Regions from separate parts of the Homo sapiens genome. Here region 2 is linked to region 1. Evidence: chromatin loops called from intact Hi-C (ENCODE). Cell type or tissue: CD4-positive, alpha-beta T cell. All regions are shown on one strand. Links, peaks and the distances in the headings refer to the core of each region. The heading gives the core; the rest is flanking DNA. Region 1 has its middle 110 kb from the start of LINC00226. Region 2 has its middle 24 kb from the start of LINC00221.

Region 1 (10,907 bases), core at 3,087-5,586:
GTGTTATTGAAAAAGAAGACATGGAGTGGGCATTGATCCACAAGTATATATACCTACAGGTATTCTTAGATGTAATATTCAATTGCAGGAGACCAAACAAGATAAAGCATCCCCCAAAACCCTTGAAAATTTTTGTGCTCACTATGTGTCCACTGATTAAATGTATCCTGAGCTCCAGGGAAGGGCTCCCCGATGGTTTCTTAGAGTTCACTGGGTCTCCTAAGGTCAATGTTTTCAAAAGATGGTGTCAGTAACATATGGTGTCACTGAAGGAGCATTTTAAACTAGGGCATGACCTCTTCCTATAGCCCTAGAGACACTGAGAGAGAAATCCTCTGTGAGCCCAGATGGAAACCTCCATGCAGGGCAGAGGCAGTGCTGCAGGGGGCGCCCAGGACCCACCCAGAACAGGCTCCAGCCCCAGAGCTGGTGCACAGGAGGCTGCAGAGGGGATTTCTCCCAGAATTGAGTGTTGTTTTATTGAAAACCAAAAAATTATAACATGTTAAAATTAGAATTTTGCAAAGACTATTTCTATTATCTCTATACATTTAGAAATAAACAAATCAACAATTCAGTGAGAACCACATTTAAAAGGCAAAATTGTTACTTGTTTGAGATATTTTCCTAGTAAAAAGATGAAGAACAGGGATGGTTTTATTAAATCAAAAGGTACACATTTCAGAAGACACAGAGATCCCAAGAGTAAGACTGCAGACAGCAAAGCCTAGAAAGGGCGGAGGCTGTCCATGTGCCATGTCCTGTGTGAGTCACCTTCTTAGTGGAGAAGTTCTCCCTTCACAAAGTTTTGGGCATATAAAGGGAAACACGACATTAAATAAGAACGAGGACTTGTACCTCAGCATCCCACAGTTGTGTGGTTCATGTGAGATCTATTTTCTCTTTCTCATGCTGGATCAAGGGTAAGGCTATGAAGTAGTAGTTCTCGTGAATATGCAAATCACCTGAGGTGAACACTACAGATATGTCTGTGCCCTGAGAGCATCACCCAATAACCACACACCACAAAGACACTCGCTGAGAAGAGCAACCCTAAGACACATAATTGTCAGATTCACCAAGGTTGAAATGAAGGAAAAAGTTTTAAGGGCAACCAGAGTTGTGCCATGGCACAGTGTTGTGCCATGTCCTTTCTCTGTTTTCTTGCCTGTTTATTTATGTCAGATGTGCCACCTACATGGAATAAGGTCAGAATTCTGCCTCCAGTAACACATCAAAGGTGACCTTTGATTGTACTTTTGGTTTATGCTCCAAAATATTGATTATAAAATTCATCACCGTCATATTTTATGTCAAAATAAATCTGCATAATCTGAATGTCAGTACATTTTGGAATCTATTAAATAACTGAAATTGCAAGAAATATTACCCACTCCAAAAACTGGAGAGATGGGCATGTCCAGAATGGCAGTTAGCACTTGCTTACCTGGTGCAGAAACTGCAGAAGCCACAAGCTGTTGAGGGCACTTACATGGTAACCACTACGGACGTCTGAAAGACAAATGTGGACTCGGTAAATGTGACCGTTCCAGAGGGTCTTATACTTCTAAGGTTTCTGGACTTTCTCTCCAGAAACCTCCAGATTCTAAAATATACAATCCAAATAAATTTCCGATGGGTCAGAATTGAAGATGAAATGAAGATGATTAATTACAGAGAAATATACCAGGAGCCCACTTCAAAAGCTTCTAAAGGGAATGACTTTTCCAGAACCTTATCCTATGTGAAGGAAGACAAATCTCCCATTCCAGATTCTCCCCCATTCTTCCATTATTATATGAATGAGTAAAGTTAGCCAAAAGGGGTAAGACGTACATAAATAGTCCAGGGAGGCCGAAACCTCAAAAGGGAGTAACAGCCAAAAATGAGCTTTTCCCCTGGAGATGCTTTGTCAAGGTCACAGCCCAGAAGAGGAAGCCTATTGAATCTCTAGGTTTCCATTGGAAGAACAGGCAGTGCTTACCTGCACTGCACAATCCATTCTAACTAGGATGATGGCTATGGATTAAAGATGAAAGTGTGGCAATGCACAGACTCCATCTGAGGAGAACACAGAAATACTAAGACAATGGCAGAGGGTGAGACAAAGACAGTAGAGCAATGTGAAGCCTCTGACATCGTGATTTTTAAGACCAACATCTTGTAAATGCCATCATAGTTCTCAGCTTCTTTTATTATGGGACCTTTGCTGGTTTCCTAGCTGAGAAAGTGAAAATAACAACCTGCATGGACTTCCCAAGTCTCCACCTGTATCCTGTTTGCTTTAGATCTCTAGGAGAAGAAAGTCAGATAACTGGGCCTGGTGTCAGTGTAGGAGGCACTTCCTAAAAGCCACATATTAGGAAGAAGGGAAAATGTGTGTTATTGGAATAGTGGATATGGAGTGGGCTTTCATCTGAATGTATCTGCACCTGCTAGTATTCTCAGATGCAACATTCAACTGCAAGAGCCCAGTGAAGAAACATGGCACTCGCAAATCTCTTGTAAGTTTTTGTCTTCATTTTGGTTCCACTAATGAAGTGAATCTGGAGCTTCAGGGAAGGGGCTCCCTCCTGTGTCATTGAATCCTTGCTCTGGGTCTCCCTGCAGAGTTCAATAGGTTTAGTAAGGCTAATCAATTGTTTCAAGAGATGGTGTCAGCAGCATATGGTGTCACTGAAGGAGTATTCTACACTAGCACACAGCCATTTCATGCTGGGCTAGAGAAGCCTGGGGGAAATGATTTGAAGTCTCAGCAAGGAACCTCCTTGCAAGGCAGGGGCTGGGCTGTCGGGGGCACCGAGCAGGTGAGTCAGAAATCAATATGTAAAGATGAGGACCTATGGATATGAATTGAAAATATATAAATACTTCAAAAAATTCCAGTAAATTGAGTCCAAAATTAACCCCAAATTATTCAAAACACAAATTCCTTGACAATTATTTTGGGAGCAGTGAGTTCATAAAGAATTCAAAACTACTGTTTCAGCTTCTGATTCTTATTGTTCCTGAGATGAGAAAATCATCTCTAATCACACATCACACAGCAAATCTGTAAACAAGAGTGTTTCTATGGAAGATCCTGGGGGATCTGAACACCAGGCAGGTGCTGGAGACCCTGTTTCAGGAGCGCCCAGCAGATCTCAGAGGGACCTGCTGGTCACTCACGTGGGACATCAGCAGTAACTTTCTCAGTCACCAGTCAGCTGTGCTGGTGACTGATGGACCCAGGACAGAACCAAGGCACCTCCTCAGTGTCATGGAGAGTGATGGTTCCAGAAATCATCCAGGTGCTCTCTGTGCTTATAAAATGTAGGTTCACTGTGAGGAGCGTGTTCTGAGGGGGATTGTTCTGTGAAAGGACCTCTGTTCACGAGTGTTCATAAATGGAGCAGGGCATGCATTTCCTCAAACAGGAATAGCGCTTGGACCATCAGCATCTCACTCTTGTAAATCTGATGTGTCATTTATCTTCCCTTTCTTATTATTGACCAGGCTTTGCGCTATGAAATGCTCTGTCTCATGAATATGCAAATAACCTGAGATCCACTGAGGTGAATTTGGATGTCTGTGCCCTGAGAGCATCACCCAACAACCACATCCCTCCTCTATAGAAGCCCCTGAGAGCACAGCTCCTCACCATGGACTGTACCTGGGGGATCCTCTTCTTGGTGGCAGCTGCCACAGGTAAGGGGCTCCCAAGTCCTAGTGATGAGGAGGGGATTGAGTCCAGTCAAGGGGGCTTTTATCATCTCCTCCCTTCTCCTCACAGATGTCCATTCCCAGGTTCAGCTGTTGCAGCCTGGGGCTGAGGTGAAGAAGCCTGCGTCCTCAGTGAAGGTCTCCTGCCAGGCTTCCAGATACACCTTCACCAAATACTTTACACAGTGGGTGCGACAGGGCCCTGGACAAGGGCATAGTGGTTGGGATGCATCAACCCTTACAATGATAACACACACTACGCACAGAAGTTCCGGGGCAGAGTCACCATTACCAGTGACAGGTCCGTGAGCACAGCCTACATGGAGCTGAGCAGCCTGAGATCTGAAGACATGGTCGTGTATTCCTGTGTGAGAGACACAGTGCGAAAACCCACATCCTGAGAGTGTCAGAAACCCCAGGAAGGAGGCACCTGTGCTGACACAGAGGAGATGACAAAGATTATTAGATTAAAGATTTTCTTAGAAAATGACACTAAGTCATTAAAGAAAAGGAACAATATTAATGTGTATTTGAGAAATTTTAATTATTTGAGAGATTTTTCATACAGCATTTATTCTGTAAACAAATTTCAATGATTACAGAATGAATCAAATTAATGAAACTAATACAGAACTTCCTCTGAAGGTATCTTTGTAAACATTAATTTCTTAATCAGTGCTGTAAGTATTTTGGAACACAGACACAAAATCACATTTTAAGTCTGCATTTATGTCTATTAAAAATGCCAAAAAAATCTCCTTTTGTGCATGTAGCATTTTGAATTCCCACCATCAATGCATGATAGTTCTTGGTTTTCCACATTCATATTGTCATGTATCCTTACGAGAATTGTGTGTTTTAACCAATCTAGTAGGTGAGTAATGGGATCTAATTTTTATTTAAATGCACATGTCCCTCCAAAAGTTCATATTTAACAATTTTCGTATAACTTCTGTTGAGACGCCTCTCCTGACATTCGGTTCATTTTAACTGCATTGCTTCATTTCGATTCATTGCAAGTTGACTTGCATATTGTTTATAAAAGTCATTTCACAAATTAAAAGAATTCATTTCACAAATATGTGACTTGGAAGTATTTTCTCCAAGTCTGTGGCTGTCTTTATTCCCTTATCAGTGTGTATTGCAGAAACATATGTGTGTGTATGTGTCTGTGTGTGTATGTGTCTGTTTGTACAAATTTAGACTCAAAAACATGTAAAATTGCATTCATTCATAGATGATGTATTTGGCAATATATATGAAGTCTCATTATAAAATACACTAATAGTGATTATTTTTTCCATGTCTCTCAACTCAGGCCACAATCAACTCATGAGTGTTTAAACTTCATCTACTTGATTGGAGGACTATCCATTTCAGATATTTGGAATACTTCTGTAAGGAAATGTGTTCGTCTTCCCAATATTTATTTATATAATCATCTATTAATATGTGTATTGGTTTATGAATATATATTTCATACTCTGAAGAAGATCCATGCTATATTATTCATTTTATCGTTCAAATCACCACAGCTTTATTAGGTCCTGGGAGCTCATTTAATTTGGATCCTGTATCCTTACAGCACACCTCATCCTTTTGTTTTTGAATACTTCCCTGTTTCCTTGTATTACAATAAATTCTAAGCTCATTTTCTATATTACCTTTTTTGTACATAGAATTAGCCTTTTTTCTAAAGATTGCTTGTTTCTAATGTTAACGAATAGCAGTAAAATAAAAAAAATTGTGATACCGTGTACAATTACTTCTAGGACCTCTCAACCTACTGGCCTAGTAGACGTGCATGTTTATATGAACCCATGTTTGTGGACGCATCAAAACTATTTATGTAACTAATCTTCTGTAACTTTATTATATTAAAAATGAGAACACACTGGTCTCCTGACCCAACTATGCTACCACATGGACCTTTCTAGCCTTCCTTCCTTGACTGTCCATAACCACCCACTGCAAAGTGAGGAATCCTATCCTACCAACTGCCTTATTATTACCTAGTTGCACAATTTTAGGACACATGCATAGCGGTATCAGAAATGTAAAGCTCATTGGAAATATGTTTATCTACTAGAATAGAGTGTTATGTGTAGTTTCTTTACATTTTAAACTTATAGAATTTCCTCATTTCCAAAGTTAATTAGATTAGCAACTTCATTTTCTACTTTCTTTAGTGAAGTCATTTCAATTACATTATATAATATCATTTATTTGAAATTCGGTATAAACCAAAACTATAGTCAAGTAAACAGATAGAGGATATTCAAGGAACTTAGAGAGTGAGTATTAAATAAGTACAAATGGCACTGTTTAAGAATAGTAAAATTATTTTTAGTGATATAAAATGGTTGAGACACGATGCAGTTAATTTGTCTAAGCTCATAAATGTGTGATGGAAAATATAAACCTAAATATATACAATTTTTGTAAAAAGTATTTAGCAGTTCATTAACCCCAGGATTAAATGCAGACTGTATCAAGTTATCTAATAACTTATTTGGTGAGGGTGGGGATGTCATGAGATGCATGCAAAAAAGAATGAAGTAATTTTCCTCATTTGCATTTAAGATGTTACCATTCACTAAAGACCTTTAATTTTAAAAAAATCAATTTTCTACGTGACCCAGGTTTTTTCTTCCTGACGAGCAAATAACCCAGATAATTCTTTTCTTTCCTTGGTTGAGAAAGATTTTCCCCAAACTTCAGCTCAGTTCAGGCACACACTGTCCCTGAATGGGCATTTACCCTCAGATGGGTAACACACCTGTCAACATGGGGACTCTTCTGTCAGACAAACACACCTTTACTCACGTGGATTCTTCCCTCAGACCAACACACCTGTCCCCACATGGACTCTTTCCTCAGACCACCACATATGTCCTTACATTTACTCTTTCCTCTAGTAATGACATTTCCTCAAGTGGACTCTTGTCTCAGACAAACAAACATGTCTGCATGTGAACTCTTCACTCTGATAAGTACAAATATTTCCACAGTGACTGTTTCCTGACACAAGCACATATATCCAATGTTGAACTGTTTTATGGCAAAATGATCTCAAGATAATAATTATAAAATCCCTCCTGACAAGGTGTAGATCTGCATTTTTTTATTGTACCTTAACTTTGCCTTATTGTCAAGAACAATAGTTTGCAGCTCTATATGCACCGATTAGAGATTGGTGTCCATTTTCTCTGGAAATGTATTTTTATATTCTTACTGGATGTATTTTTTTGATAATGTTTGCTACTGTGAAGATACCTGAACAGGGTCCACACTAGAAAATAAAAAAGACTAATCGGCAGATTAACCCTGTGCATCCAGACCCACGAGTCCTTTGATCCTGCCCCCCTGAAATGGAGACACAGAGGACAGATGAGCAATGCTGAGCGGTGCACCCAAGACCACAAAAAGAAAGACAAGGAAATGTGTCCCCTCCCCTCCTCATGAAAGGCAGCTCATCCCCTGTTCCTTCAGGCCCTGGTGAGGAGCCAACCCATGTCTGTTCCCTTCCTCGGTGTCCACACCATGGGGTCTGCCCTGATTTGGGCTTCCCTTCTCATCACCCTCAATATTAGTGTCCCTTGTGAATCAGGTCCAGCTGCGGCTGCTCCACATGGGGCCGTTCTTCCATTTCCTCTGTGTTTGCAGAAGTCCTGTGTGAAATTTACTGATAGAGTCAGGGGGGAAAAATTGTACAGCCCAGTGGTTCACTGAGACTCTCATGCAAAGCCTCTGATTTCACCTTTACTGGCTACAGCATGAGCTTGGTCCAGCAGGCTTCATGACAGGGATTGGTGTGGGTGGAAACAGTGAGTGATCAAGTGGGAGTTCTCAGAGTTACTCTCCATGAGTACAAATAAATTAACAGTCCCAAGTGACACCTTTTCATGTGCAGTCTACCTTAAAGGGACCAAACTGAAAGTCAAGGACAAGGCCTTGTAATACTGTGAGAGACACAGGAGAGGGAATATCTGCGTGAGCCCAGACAGAAAAATCTCTGCAGGAAGACAGGAGGGAGCTGCATGGTAGATGCTCCTCAGAACCACCAGGGCACCTTGGGGACAACCTGGGGGCACTCAGAACCACCAGGGTGTGCTTAGGACCACGGGACACTCAGGATATTAGGGGGTGCTCAGGATCACGAGGGGGCGCTCATGACACCAGGGGACACTCAGAATCACAAGGGGGCGCTCAGGACACGAGGGTTTGCCTGGGACCACCAGCAGGCACTCAGGTCACCAGGGGGTGCTCAGGACCACCAGGGGGCGCTCAGGACACCAGGGGGCGCTCAGAACCACCAGGGGGCGCTCAGGACACCTGGGGGCGCTCAGAAGCATCAGGGGTGCTCAGGATATCAGAGTGCCCTCAGTACCACGAGGGGGCGCTCATGACACCAGGGGCACTCAGAACCACCAGGGGGCGCTCAGTACAGGGGGGTTCTCTTAGGAGGCAGCTCCAAATCAGAAGCCTGAGAGGCTGTGGTTTTCTTTTAAACCTTGGTGATTCCCGACCTGGTCAAGCAAAAGTCTTCCCCAGGATCTCTCACCATTTCTTCCTTGTAAGTCCATGATTACTTTTACCTACAAAACATTAACTTAGAACAGGAATTTAATTCAACTTTTAATGCTGCATATTTTCCAAGTAATACTAGCAATGATCTCTCAGGACAATTTTTACAATAGGTTATTTATATATTTTCTTGATTAAAAATAATACTATTATTAAAATAGTAAAGTTATAAAAATCACACCTGTAATCCCAGCACTTTGGGAGGCTAAGGCAGGCAGATCACTTGAGCTCAGGACTTTTAGAACAGCCTGGCAGCACAGTGAGGTCTTTTCTATATATATATATAAAATAATAATAATAATAATAAATACCTGGGTATGGTTCCACCTGTGGTAGCAGCTACTTGAAAGGCTGAGGCAGGAGGATCCCTTAAGCCTGGGAGGTTAATGCTGCAGTGAGCTGTGATTGTGCCACTGCACTCCAGCCTCGTTGACAGAGTGAGACCCTATTTAAAGAAAATGTATATCCTCAATACAAACTGTTTCAATGATTAGAGTTTTGTATTTTTGTGCTGTAATAGTCAAACAATTGTACATGTTTTTTAACATTAACTCAGCATATACATGGTATTTTGTTTATTTTTCTTTCATCTGCTGTTTTTGGAAATTAAACACGACTTTAAATGCTCTTGTTCTCCATTTTGGTTGGCTTCAGGTGTCCTGTTTTTCAGACTATTTCTCCATCTTCCCTTTCTCTTTGAAAGTATTTTACTTTCCTCAGTCTCCATGAAGGAAAAAGAAAGTCCCTTTACTTTCTGACCTCCAAGTCTGGTGAATCAGTTCTCTTCTCTTCATAATCACTGAAGCCAACCAAGTTTAGAGGATAATGGTTCTCCTTAGAATATGCTCGTCTACCTGCAGACTCTCTGCCCTAACTCACCCTTTTCCAGGGTCCTGCAGACCATCTCCTCGTTTCCCTAAGTACCACAGAGTGGGCTCTGCAGCTCCTGCTGCCCTCTGTGTGCTCAGCCCTGGGGCTCACTAGTGTTTTGATGATCAAGTCCAAATCCCCATGTGCTTGGACCCTCTGAGACCACCCTCTAGGAAGATGCCATTGTGAGTGAGCCCTGAAAATCATGGACTGTGTTCAGTTTCATATTCCTGGATGTTCTCTGTTGTAAAGGAATATTGACAAATAAATACTAGAGTTTGTATTGAATATTCATGCCAAAAAAGTTTTTTAAAAATTTTTCAAATGAAACAATTTTATCTTGCCTAGTTTGAAAACTACAATCTAAATTTAACAAATAATGTAATACAACGTTTGTCCTATTAGTTATTCAATTTATTAAAAACAGACTGATATTTAAAGTTAATACCATTGCACATTTGAGTGACATATTTGGCAAGAACAGCATTTACATTCAGCTTTAACAAAACATGTATTTAAATATATTTGTCTTTTTAGTATTGGAATAGGCAGACATACACGTAGAAGAGCATTATTTTCTACTACAACCTCAAACTGCAAACACAATTTAAATTCAATTAAGTAATTAAAAAAATATGAAACAAATGGGTGTGCTGTTTTGGTGTTTAGATATACATTCACTTTTGCATGGGCACATGTATGTGTCTTTGCTGGGCTGTTGTGTATGTATGTGTGTTTGTAGAACCATGAAGTTTTCAAATACATCATTAAATGACATAGTTATATTAATCTTGGCCAGGCATGGTGGCTCAAGCCTGTAATCCCAGCACTTTGGGAATCTTAGGCAGGCAGATCACCTGGGGTCAAGGGTTTGAGACCAGCCTGGTCAACAGGGTAAAACCCCGTCTCTACTAAAAATACAAAAATTAGCCAGGTATTGTGGCACAAGCCTTTAGTCCCAGTGTGGCAGGGAAATGTGGGGTCGGAAATCCCACACAGAGTTTCTACTGGTGTACCACCTAGTGGAGCTGTAAGAAGAAAGCCACTGCCCTCCAGAACCCAGAATGGTAGATCCACTGACAGCTTGCACCATGTTTCTGGAAAAACCACATACCCTCAATGCCAGCTCGTGAAAGCAGCCAGGAGGGAGACTGTGCCCTGCAAAAGTTTTTTAAAACTTTTCATTTGAAAAGTTTTAAAAAAGTTCTGTCACAGGGGCAGAACTTCCCAAGACCATGTGAACCCACTTGTTACATCAGGTAACCTGGATTTGAGACATGGAGTCAAAGAAGATTATTTTGGAACATTAAGATTTGACTTCCCAGCTGGATTTCAGACTTGCATGGGACCTGTAGTTTGGACCAATTTCTCCATTTGGAATGGCTGTATTTACACAATGCCTGAACTCCCATTCTTTCTAGGAAGTAACTGACTTGGTTTTTATTTTACAGGCTCATAGATGGAAGAGACTTGCCTCATCTCAAATGAGACCTTGGACTGTGGACTTTTGAGTTAAGGCTCAAATGAGTTAAGACTTTGGCGGACTCTTGAACAGGCATGATTGGTTTTGAAATGCGATAGCAATCATGACTCTAGAGGACCACACGTGAAGTGCAACAAGCAGGCGCAGAAGACAAGTGATTCGTGATTTCACTGTAGTTTGTTTAAATGGTAGACTCACAGAAGTAGAATAGAATGTTGGTTACCAGGGGCTGGAGGGGTGGACTGGAAAAGGAGAGATTGTGGTC
Region 2 (10,907 bases), core at 3,535-6,034, 330 kb before region 1:
AGATGGGACATCTATCTTCTTTCTCAACCTCGATCAGGCTTTGAGGTATGAAATAATCTGTCTCATGAATATGCAAATAACCTTAGATCTACTGAGGTAAATATGGATACATCTGGGCCCTGAAAGCATCATCCAACAACCACATCCCTTCTCTACAGAAGCCTCTGAGAGGAAAGTTCTTCACCATGGACTGGACCTGGAGGGTCTTCTGCTTGCTGGCTGTAGCTCCAGGTAAAGGGCCAACTGGTTCCAGGGCTGAGGAAGGGATTTTTTCCAGTTTAGAGGACTGTCATTCTCTACTGTGTCCTCTCCGCAGGTGCTCACTCCCAGGTGCAGCTGGTGCAGTCTGGGGCTGAGGTGAAGAAGCCTGGGGCCTCAGTGAAGGTTTCCTGCAAGGCATCTGGATACACCTTCACCAGCTACTATATGCACTGGGTGCGACAGGCCCCTGGACAAGGGCTTGAGTGGATGGGAATAATCAACCCTAGTGGTGGTAGCACAAGCTACGCACAGAAGTTCCAGGGCAGAGTCACCATGACCAGGGACACGTCCACGAGCACAGTCTACATGGAGCTGAGCAGCCTGAGATCTGAGGACACGGCCGTGTATTACTGTGCGAGAGACACAGTGTGAGAAACCACATCCTCAGAGTGTCAGAAACCCTGAGGGAGGAGTCAGCTGTGCTGAGCTGAGAAAATGACAGGGGTTATTCAGTTTAAGACTGTTTAGAAAACGGGTTATATATTTGAGAACAAAGAACAATAGAAACACAATCGAATTGTAAGAGAAATATTCCATTCAAGAGCCACCACATAAGCCAAACTGACAGAGTGGGAAAGGCCACACTCAGTAAAGTTGATACAAACATACCATAAAGGTGCTACTATGAACAAGTTTTTGAATTAGATGAATAAATCATTTGGAGCAAGGTTATTTGGTCATATGTTAAGAGTAAGCATGATTCTTACAAAGTGGGAAAATTGTCTTTCAAATGTTTCTGTCACTTCTTACCATAAAGTTCATTTTAGAGGTTTTAGGATTACAGTGAAATTGCACAGAAGGTGTGAGAATTCCCATGAATCCCTGCCCCGCACGGACACCGCCTCCTCCACTACAGCCATCCTGCCCCACAGTCACAAATAAGTCACAATGGATGAATCTACAAGAACTCTTGGTTCTTTCTTTTTCTGGTGATCCCCTAATATAACAAGCCTAAATTATCTTGGAACACCCAGGTATTTTCAATGGCTTTCTAGAAGTGATATTAGTCAGAGGGAAAGTGAGTGAGGCTATTACTATTTGAGCACTTTCTTCCAAAATCCACAAAATATATGTTAATTTGGAGTTTTTCTTACTTCTGGTTTACAATGTCCCTTCCCAGAGAGTAAGATTTTTAAGCTTTTAGTGAGGCTGGAAAAAAAAATTTTTAAAAAAGAGAAATAAGCTTTCCTGTATTAGGCTGACTTATCCCAGCGGCAGCAACAAGCACAGCCCAGACCCAGGAAAAGTCTTAATAATATTATCTAATGTGCTCTGGAGACTCTTTCAGCACTCCCTCAACATAGGGAGAAGAAAAACAAATTTTCCTTTGTCTTATGATATGAGTTTATAGATTCTTGTTCTCTGTAACTAGTAACTTCAAGTATTCTGTTTTATCTAAGAAGCACAACGAAGGTCATGAGAAGCCTGAGCAGGCCAGAACTACAGCTGTCTAGGTACCGGAGTGAGTGTTATGAGATCAACCAGTGCAAGGCTCTTTAGAACAAAACCTAGATAACAGACATCTGGGTTGCATAGCAATGGTCATGTGTAATCCTGAGTTATGAACCTGTTACAATTTGATTAACTGTCTCTGTCCTGCCTCCGTATCCCTGCTTTTGTGCACTCTAAGCTTGCTTCAAGCTAGCCCACCCCATTTTGGGAAGTGTGTATAAAAGTCAAGCGCTCTCTTTGTTCTGTGCCCAGTCTTTGGTCATTGAGTCTGCTGGGTCTGGGTGTACTCAGTAATAAAAATATCCTCCTGTATACACCCCAAGATCTCTCTCTGGTCCTCCAGATTCTGCAACATTTCAGGCAGATTCACATCTCTAAAAGGCCAGCAAGTTCTGGTCAATCCCATAATGAAAATCCTTTAATGAGACTTGGCAAACGTGACAATAAGAGACTCCTTGTATAATGCCCTAGAGTTGGATTAGACACACTGTGAGCTCTTGGGTGGTGGTTCTGAATAAGGCAGTTTGTGCAGCAAATGCAAACACATGCATGGGATCCAGGCAGGAACAAAAGCTTCCCTTTACAAAGTGGGTGGGCATCTGGAGGGAGCCCTCAGAGGTGGGCAGTGGTCGTCCTTGCTGACTGCACATTAGCCAGAGGCGTGACCATAATTGGTCTTGCAGGGAAAGAGCACCACTGAGGTCATAGGTTATGAAAATGTTTGTCATCCTCCAGTGAGCAAGTCCATCTGCTTGCTTGTGGGTGTCAACTCCATGGTGGATACACTCTGGGAGATGACAAGATGCACACAAACCTCCTCTCACTAATTATCCACTACCACACACTCAAGACCAACCTTTGCTCCAGAAAGGAATACGTGTCTGTGGAAATAGACAGAGCTTAAGTATTTTGTAACCTGGTGAACATACTGTGCAAAACCAAACGTTTCAGGAAGATTAGCTCAGAAATGTTTATCAAGTGACTGAAGGGCAGTGGCGGGTGAGGTGATGGGACAGCCTCAGGGCTGCACATGAGGAGGGCTCCCTCTCCCATGCAGGCTTTTCCTCCAGGAGCTGCACCAGGAACTCAAGGAAGATCAGGGAGAATTCTGAGAACACCCTGCTGTGGAGCTGCCTAGAGAAGAAGAATAAATGATGAAAAATACAACTCTGAGTAATGCATGGGTTTTTGTTCATGAAAACTCTCTCTCTGAAAGCTTGTGAAGGTCTTGAAATACCCCTGATTAGCTGAAGACAAACATTTAAACCCTCCTTCCACAGGGAGTTCAAGCAGGCTGGATGTGTCCTTCTATGGATGATCTTCCTCAGCCCCTTCCTCTTCCCAGCTCATCACTGGCTCTCTGTGTAAAAAGTTCTCATCAGCGGAATGTGGTTGATGAAGTGAGGTCTTCAATTTTCTCATCTTCTATGTGGTCATGTTATTTTCCTCATCTGAAGTTTAAAAACTCACCTGCATGCAGCACATGACAGGCTAAAATCTCTTGTGGACAAAACAGTAACAAAGGCACCCACCATGGTTGAGCATCCCGTGTTGCTGACAACGACCACCAGGGGTCAACGTCCTCTTCACAATCCTGTGTGAGAGCAGCACTTGAGTGATTTCAATAACAACTTCCCAGGAGAATCAGCTGAAAACTACTTGTCCCATTTTCCATACAGATATAACCCCTCTATTTTCCTGAAGAAATAGAAAGAGCTGAATGCTGAATACACTGAATGTCTGCTGGTTTTGCAAGTTTGTGACTATATCACTTTCTAATTTCTGACCTGTGCAGACCACTGTACAGACTTTTCTCACTGGTGGGACCAGCCTTCCAGATGTCAAATATAACTGAGCTTCTTCATATAAAAGTCAACACAAGCTCCTCATGGTTTCAGTGCTCACTGAATGGAGTTGGAAATAAAACCCACAATTATCCATAACACAAATTCCTTGGAAGTTATTTTGGGATAATGAGTTCATAACCTGTAGACCAAGAGTCCAAGAGTGTTTCTATTGAAGAGCCTGGGGGATCAAGACACCAGGCAGGTGATGCAGACACTGTCTAAAGAGTGCCCAGCGGCTCTCAGAGGGACCTACTGGATACTCACGTGGGACATCAGCAATCACTTTCTCAGAGTCACCAGTGAGCTGTGCTGGTTCCTGAAGGGTCCAGGATAGGGCCAAGGCACCTGCTCTGTGTCGTGGAGAGTGATTGTTCCAGAAATCATAGAGGTGGTCTCTATGCTTATAAAATCTATGTTCACAGTGAGAAGTCTGTTCTGAGAGGGCTTATTCTTCAGTGAAAGGACCTCTGCCCACAAATGTTCATAAATGGAGCAGGGCATTCATTTCCTCAAGCAGGATCAGGGCTTGAGTCATCAGCATCTCACTCTTGCAAGGCTGATGTGTCGTTTGTCTTCCCTTTCTTATCATCGACCAGGCTTTGAGCTATGAAATGCCCTGTCTCATCAATATGCAAATAACCTGAGATCGACTGAGGTAAATATGGATATGTCTGTGCCCTGAGAGCATCACCCAACAACCACATCCCTCCTCTAGAGAATCCCCTGAAAGCACAGCTCCTCACCATGGACTGGACCTGGAGAATCCTCTTCTTGGTGGCAGCAGTCACAGGTAAGGGGCTCCCAAGTCCCAGTGATGAGGAGGGGATTGAGTCCAGTCAAGGTGGCTTTTATCCACTCCTGTGTCCCCTCCACAGATGCCTACTCCCAGATGCAGCTGGTGCAGTCTGGGGCTGAGGTGAAGAAGACTGGGTCCTCAGTGAAGGTTTCCTGCAAGGCTTCCGGATACACCTTCACCTACCGCTACCTGCACTGGGTGCGACAGGCCCCCGGACAAGCGCTTGAGTGGATGGGATGGATCACACCTTTCAATGGTAACACCAACTACGCACAGAAATTCCAGGACAGAGTCACCATTACCAGGGACAGGTCTATGAGCACAGCCTACATGGAGCTGAGCAGCCTGAGATCTGAGGACACAGCCATGTATTACTGTGCAAGATACACAGTGTGAAAACCCACATCCTGAGACCGTCAGAAACCCCAAGGAGGAGGCAGCTTCACTGAATGAGGAGGTTACAGGGCTTACGATGTTTAAAGTTGTTCAGAAAATAGGCTAAGCAATTGAGGAATATGAGTAATAGAAATATGTATGCACTCTATACAGGAAATATTTCTAATAATTGTCACCCTATATGCAAAATTCGCAGAGAGGTAAAAGCAGAAATCAGTCAAGCTGATGCAAAGTTCCCCACGTAGGCTTTGTGCAGATGTAAGTTCTAAAATCAGATAGATAAATAATTTGGAGCAAGATTGCTTGATAACATGGCTAATGCTGAATATGATTCCTAAAAACTGGCCAAAATATATTCCAATTTGTCTCTGCCACCTCTCTTACATAAAATGTATTAAAAAGTAGTTTTAAGACCACAGCAAAATTGAACAGAAGGTGCAGAGATTTCCTATGTGCCCCTGCTTCACACATGCACAGCCTTCCCCACTGTCACCATCCTGCCCCAGAGTCATCAATAAGTTACAATGGATGAACTTACATGGATGGATTGGTTCTTTCCTCTTCCGGCGGTCCCTTGGCATACCAAGTCTAAACTATCTTGAAGCACAACAGGTTCTTCGAGTGGGTTCCTGGGAATGAAGCCAGTTAGAGGAAAAGTGGGTGGGGCTATTCCTATTAGGAGTCTTTTTTAGAAGACTCATAAAATGTATATGTTCCTATAGATTCTGTGACTCCTGACTTAGTATCCCTTCCCAGACGGTAAGCTTCCTAAATGTTTAGAGGCAGATCCATATCTATGGAAAGAAAGCAAGTTCTAGTGAATCCCATAAGGAATGTCCTTTAATGAGAAGTGGAGACCTTGGTCATGAGGCACATCATGTATGATTTTCTATAATTCCTTTAGATTCACTGTAAGCTTTTGAGGGTGTTTCTGGATGAGGCCCTTTGTACAGAAAATGAAAACTCAGGCATGAGTTCCAGGCACAACCAACCAACTTCCTTCCAAAGTGGGAGGGAATAGAAGAAACCCTCTCCTGTGTGGGCGCTGGTCCCCCTCCATTGCTGGCTGCACATTAGCCAGAGGCATGAGCCCAATTAGTCTTGGAGGGTGACAGCCCCACTGGGGTTGCTGGCTATAGAAATGCCTGTCCTCTTCCAGCTGAGTGAGTCAACCTGCTCGCTTGTTGGAGTCAACTGCATGGCAGGTGCACTCTGGAAGATGACAAGATGCACACAAACCTTCTGTAAAGTATCAATTACTACACACTCAAAACCAAACTGTATTCCAGAGACAGGTGTCTGCAGGGATAAACAGAATTTAAGCATTTTTTGAATAGGGAAGACACTGCCAAATGCCATATGTTTCAGGAAGTTTAACTCAGAAATGTTGATGACATAACTCAGAAACGTGAGGTGACATGACAGCCTCAGGGGCTGCACATGAGGAGGGCTCACTTCCCCATGCAGGCTTTTCTTCCAGGAACTCTACCAAGAACTCACAGAAGATGAGGGAGATTCTGAAAACATCATTCTGTGGTGCTGCCCAGGGAGGAAAAATAAGATATGGGAAAAAAAAACTATATAAATTATTAGATTTGTTAATACAAACTATTTCTGAAGCCTTGTGGAGGTCCTGACATAAGCCATCATTAGCTGTGAACAAATATCTACACCCTCCTTTCCTGGGGAGTTCAGTTAGGTTGCGTCTCTTCTTTTATGGACAGTATCCCCCAACCCCTTTATTTCCTGCACACCTGCTGCTCTCCATGGGACGAGTTCTCATCAGTGAAATGTGGTTGATGTAGTGAGGTCTTCACTTTTCTCATTGTATTAGTCAGGATTATCTAGAGGGAGAACTAACAGGATAGAGGTCTGTATTTGACGGGGAGTTTTTAAGGAGGACTGACTCACACGATCACAAGATGAAGTCTCGTGATAGGCCGTCTGCAAGCTGAGGAGCAAGGAAGCCAGTCCAAGTCCCAAAACCTCGAAAGTCAGGAAGACGACGGTGCAGCCTTCGGTCTGTCGCCAAAGGCCAGAGAGCCCCTGGCAAACCACTGGCTTAAGTCCAAGAGTGAAAAAGCTGAAGAACTTGGAGTCTGATGTTCGAGGGCAGGAAGCATCCAGCATGGGAGAAAGATGGAGGCTGGAAGACTCAGCAAGTCTAGTCTTTCCAATTTCTCCTACCTGCTTCATTCTAGCCATGCTGGCAGCTCATTAGATGGTGCCCAGGGAGGTTGAGGTTGGGTCTGCCTCACCCAGTCTACTGACTCAAATGTTAATCTTCTTTGGCAATACCCTCACAGACACACTCAGGAACAATTCTTTGCATCTTTCAGTGCAATCAAGCTGACACTCAGTATTAAACATCACACTCATCTTCTGTGTTGTCATGTTCCTCTCTTCATCTGAGGTTAAGGAACTCACCAGCATGTAGCACATCGTAGCTTAATGTCTCTCATGGACAAAATAGTGGCAAAGGCACCCACTAGGGTTAAGCATCCTGTGTCGCCGACAGCCACCACCACAGGACCAAGTCTCTCTACCATCCTGTGTCAGGGCATCGCCTCAGTGATTGTATTGGCAACTTCCCTCGAGAGTCATCTTAAAAACGGCTTGTCTCATTTCCCACGAAGGTATAGCCCATCCATTTTCTCTTCCTAGCAAAATGGAAAAGGATGAATACACGGAATGTCTCCTGGTCTTGCAACTTTGTGACTTTATTCCTTTCTAATTTCTGATCAATGCAGCCCACTGTACAATTTTTTTTTTCACTGAAATGACCCACATTCTGGATGTTAAATATAATTGAACTTCCTCATTTATAATTCAGCACAAGTACCTCAGAGTTTCTGTCCTCATGCACCACTCTAAACTTACACAAGTTGTTTATTTATTTGTTTTATTTTCTGGCATCTCTACTTGGCGTCTTCATCATACCCATTTTATGTTATTTCTACAAATGATTGTTAAAATTTATAGGTACTTAATTAAATATTCAGGAAACAAGAGAATAAAATGAATGTAAAATAAAATAAAAGTAAATAAATTAATATTTAAAATAAAGAAGCCAGCAGCTGAAAGCAAGGAAAATCTATTATGCTGGGTCAGAGAGTATGGAGAACTCATAGTACAATATCTTCTGCACGTTAATCATTACTTCTACTCAAGTTACAGGGTCCTCTCTCTTTATATCAGAGCTTTCCCTAACATGTGCAATGAAGACTGAACACAGATTCCTCCCTCAAGACTGACCTAGCATCTCTCACTGAGCCTGAGCTGACAAGTCATAGATATCACATTTGTCTAAGAAAATAATGACACCCTGTAAAGTTACCTACCAGCGATATGGAGACAATTTGAATAATATAAATAAAGCCTAAACTTGATAGGTAGTCATTTATCCTTAGAAGGATTGACTGCTGTCTCTACATGTGTTTTTTATCACAGAGAAGCTACTAGTGCCACAGTCCAAGTTGCTGAATATTTTATTTCCTAGCATGAGTTACTACAGAATGTGTTCAACATGAAAGAATGCAGCTGTTGTTAAGGGAGAGGAGATGTGATTATGGAACACGAGCAGGGATCCAGCAGACATTCCTCTTCCACGTTTGCCCCAAAACAGAGACACCAGTAAAACGATGAAATGATTGACTTTAGTCTCCACAGTCTAATGTGAGATTTATACCAGATGTTTTCTGCCACTGTTTTATAGTAGAAAATATAATCTCTAAAGAAATTCCATTTTTAGAGACAATACCATCCTCCAGGAAGCTGCAAATGCCCATAACAGAGAGTATTATAGTGCCTTGTGGCCAGGAGCTACAACACCTGGGTTTGGAAACTAATGGACAGAAATATCAGGTTTTCTTGCCAAATCTATGATGAAAATTTGGAGAATGTTTCTTTCCATCTCCATAACAATATGTTGTGATGGAGTGGAGGTCCTGGTACATAAGAAGGTATGTGTTCACAGTGGGTACAGAATTAGACCCATAAAATGATTGTTCTACTGGGGTTCCCTTGTTGTTGGACCAGCTGACCAAGAAAGTGTTGTAAGAGGTGTAGTATTTAGTGAATACTGTCATATTTTTGAAGGTACCATATTTGAAGCTACCAGGAGAAACAGAGATACATCAATCTAGCCTAGGGAGACTCTATGAATTTATTTTATTTCCTTCAAAATGAGGTAAAAAATTGCATCAGTTGAAATGCCGATGATAATCAAGTGATGAAAGACAACATCCACTCAGTGTTTTAGGTGTGGTTTAACCCAAAAGTTATACAATATGTGAGAACCTGAACTCTGGAGCCCTGGCCATCTCTCAGAAGAATCTAGAAGGTAGACTGAGCCTCTACCACAGTGTGATGTCCATGGAGACTGGGGATGGCTACTGTCTCAATCTTGGGATCACGGAATAGTCTTAATATGATTCTGTGTGTATGTGGATCATTGTGTGTAAGTGGGAGGATTCCTATAACTGTGTCTGTGTGTTTGTGAGTGTCTATGTTTCTGTGTGTGAGCTTGTGTGTCTTTGTTTTATTTTAAAATGAGTAATTTAGTTTCTGATCATTAGACTGTGTCTTTGAGGGAGTGTGTGGGAGAATGTGCATGCCTGTGTCTGTGAGTTAGTTTGTAAAAGGGTATGTTATATTGAATGTGTGTGTCTGGGTCCTTCAGTATTTGAGCCTATTAATTTACATGAACATGAATTTTTTGAAGGTGTGTAAGTATAAAACTTTTGTAAATGTAATTGTTTGAATGCTAGTGTGTGCAGAGCTATTTGAGTGTGAATGTGTTACTTGTATTACTTAGTGAGTGTGTGCCCCTATGTGAGTTTGTTTGGGTGAGTCATTACCTATGACTCTACATATGAAGGTGTTGAGGGTGTGTGTGAGTCTGTGAGCATGTTTTCATTACCTATGACTCTACATATGAAGGTGTTGAGGGTGTGTGTGAGTCTGTGAGCATGTTTATGTGCATGTGAAATGTTGTTATGTATGCTTTGAAAGACTTGTCTCTTGACCTCAATATCATTTGTCTGAAAATACCAGGTATGTTTAAGCCCTTAGAATCTAAGGAATAGTTTGTTGTTTAGGATAAATCCTCAATAAGATTAACAACTGATTTCTCACCAAAAATCAGGAAGGCCAAAGCTCACTGGAGTGGCATATCAAAAGTGCTAAAATACACTATCAATCAAAAATTCCATACTAGCAAGAACACCTTCAAAAGTGAAGGAGAAATCAAGATAATAGAAATAAACAAAAGCTATGGAGTCCATCAAAACCACAAATTCCTAATGAGAAATACTAAATAGAGTCCTGCAGGCTGAAATGAAAACAGAGTGGAGAATATTTAAAAATCTTACACCTAAAAGAACAACAACAACAAGTATCCCAGTAATCACATTTGTGTAATGAAAACCAATATTGTTTTATTTTTGCCTTGAGTCTCATGTTCTATTCCTTTTTTAAAAAAAAAATAGATATAATAGTAATGACAAATTTGAATAATGTGCCTATAATTTATGGTTATAAAATTCATTATAAATTTGAATAATGTGCATATAATTTATAATGTATGAATATGTAACAACACAATAAGTGAAAATGGATACAGCTGTAGAGAAGCAGAGTTGTATGCACTATTGAACTAAGGCAATCATAATTTAAACTACTCTGTTATAAATCTGAATTACCAATTGTAATATCCAGGTTAGCTATAAAAACTTAAGTAAAAGTAAAAAAAAAAAAAAATTAGCAGGACAGCTGACTAAACGTGCCTGACACTCTTCAACCCCACATGAAATAACCACAGAAATGAATAAACAGCTGAGACTAGAGAAATTCAACAGAGTTAGATATCATACAAAATAATAAAGCAAAAAGCTTACAGCTGAAGAATTTAATGAATAAAATAAAAATGCAGTTTACAGATTCAATAACAGAAAATAACGAGCAAAAATAAGAATTTCTGAGCTTGAAGACAAGTCTTTCAAAATAATTCCAGCAGACCAAAAAGAAAAAAAAAGAGAATGAAAGAGAGAAGGAAGGAAGGAAGGAAGGAAGGAAGGAAGGAAGGAAGGAAGGAAGGAAGGAAGGAAGATAAAATTTTAAAAACATAGAAACCCTATAGTTTTCAAAACACAATT

The links. Hi-C counts contacts between places; a loop is a spot of excess contacts. Peaks named below come from ENCODE experiments on the same cell type or tissue, not always from the same donor. Only the 100,000 strongest peaks of a DNase experiment are listed, where the experiment ranks them.
Region 2: a loop joins it to region 1, with 13 times the contacts of the local background. A loop is called at or near these places in 2 of 110 quality-filtered maps.

What each region holds. Positions count from the first base shown.
Region 1 is chr14:106,167,513-106,178,419 of GRCh38, reverse strand. It overlaps IGH, the pseudogene IGHVIII-16-1 and the pseudogene IGHV1-17. Among named protein-coding and RNA genes, the nearest start is that of LINC00226, 110 kb to the left of the region's middle. In CD4-positive, alpha-beta T cell, for the core only: no CTCF peak of the experiment used is centred there; a DNase peak (open chromatin) is centred at 4,059; H3K4me3 peaks cover 262 bases.
Region 2 is chr14:106,500,831-106,511,737 of GRCh38, reverse strand. It overlaps IGH, IGHV1-45 and IGHV1-46. Among named protein-coding and RNA genes, the nearest start is that of LINC00221, 24 kb to the right of the region's middle. In CD4-positive, alpha-beta T cell, for the core only: no CTCF peak of the experiment used is centred there; DNase peaks (open chromatin) are centred at 4,167 and 4,747; H3K4me3 peaks cover 1,219 bases; H3K27ac peaks cover 1,890 bases.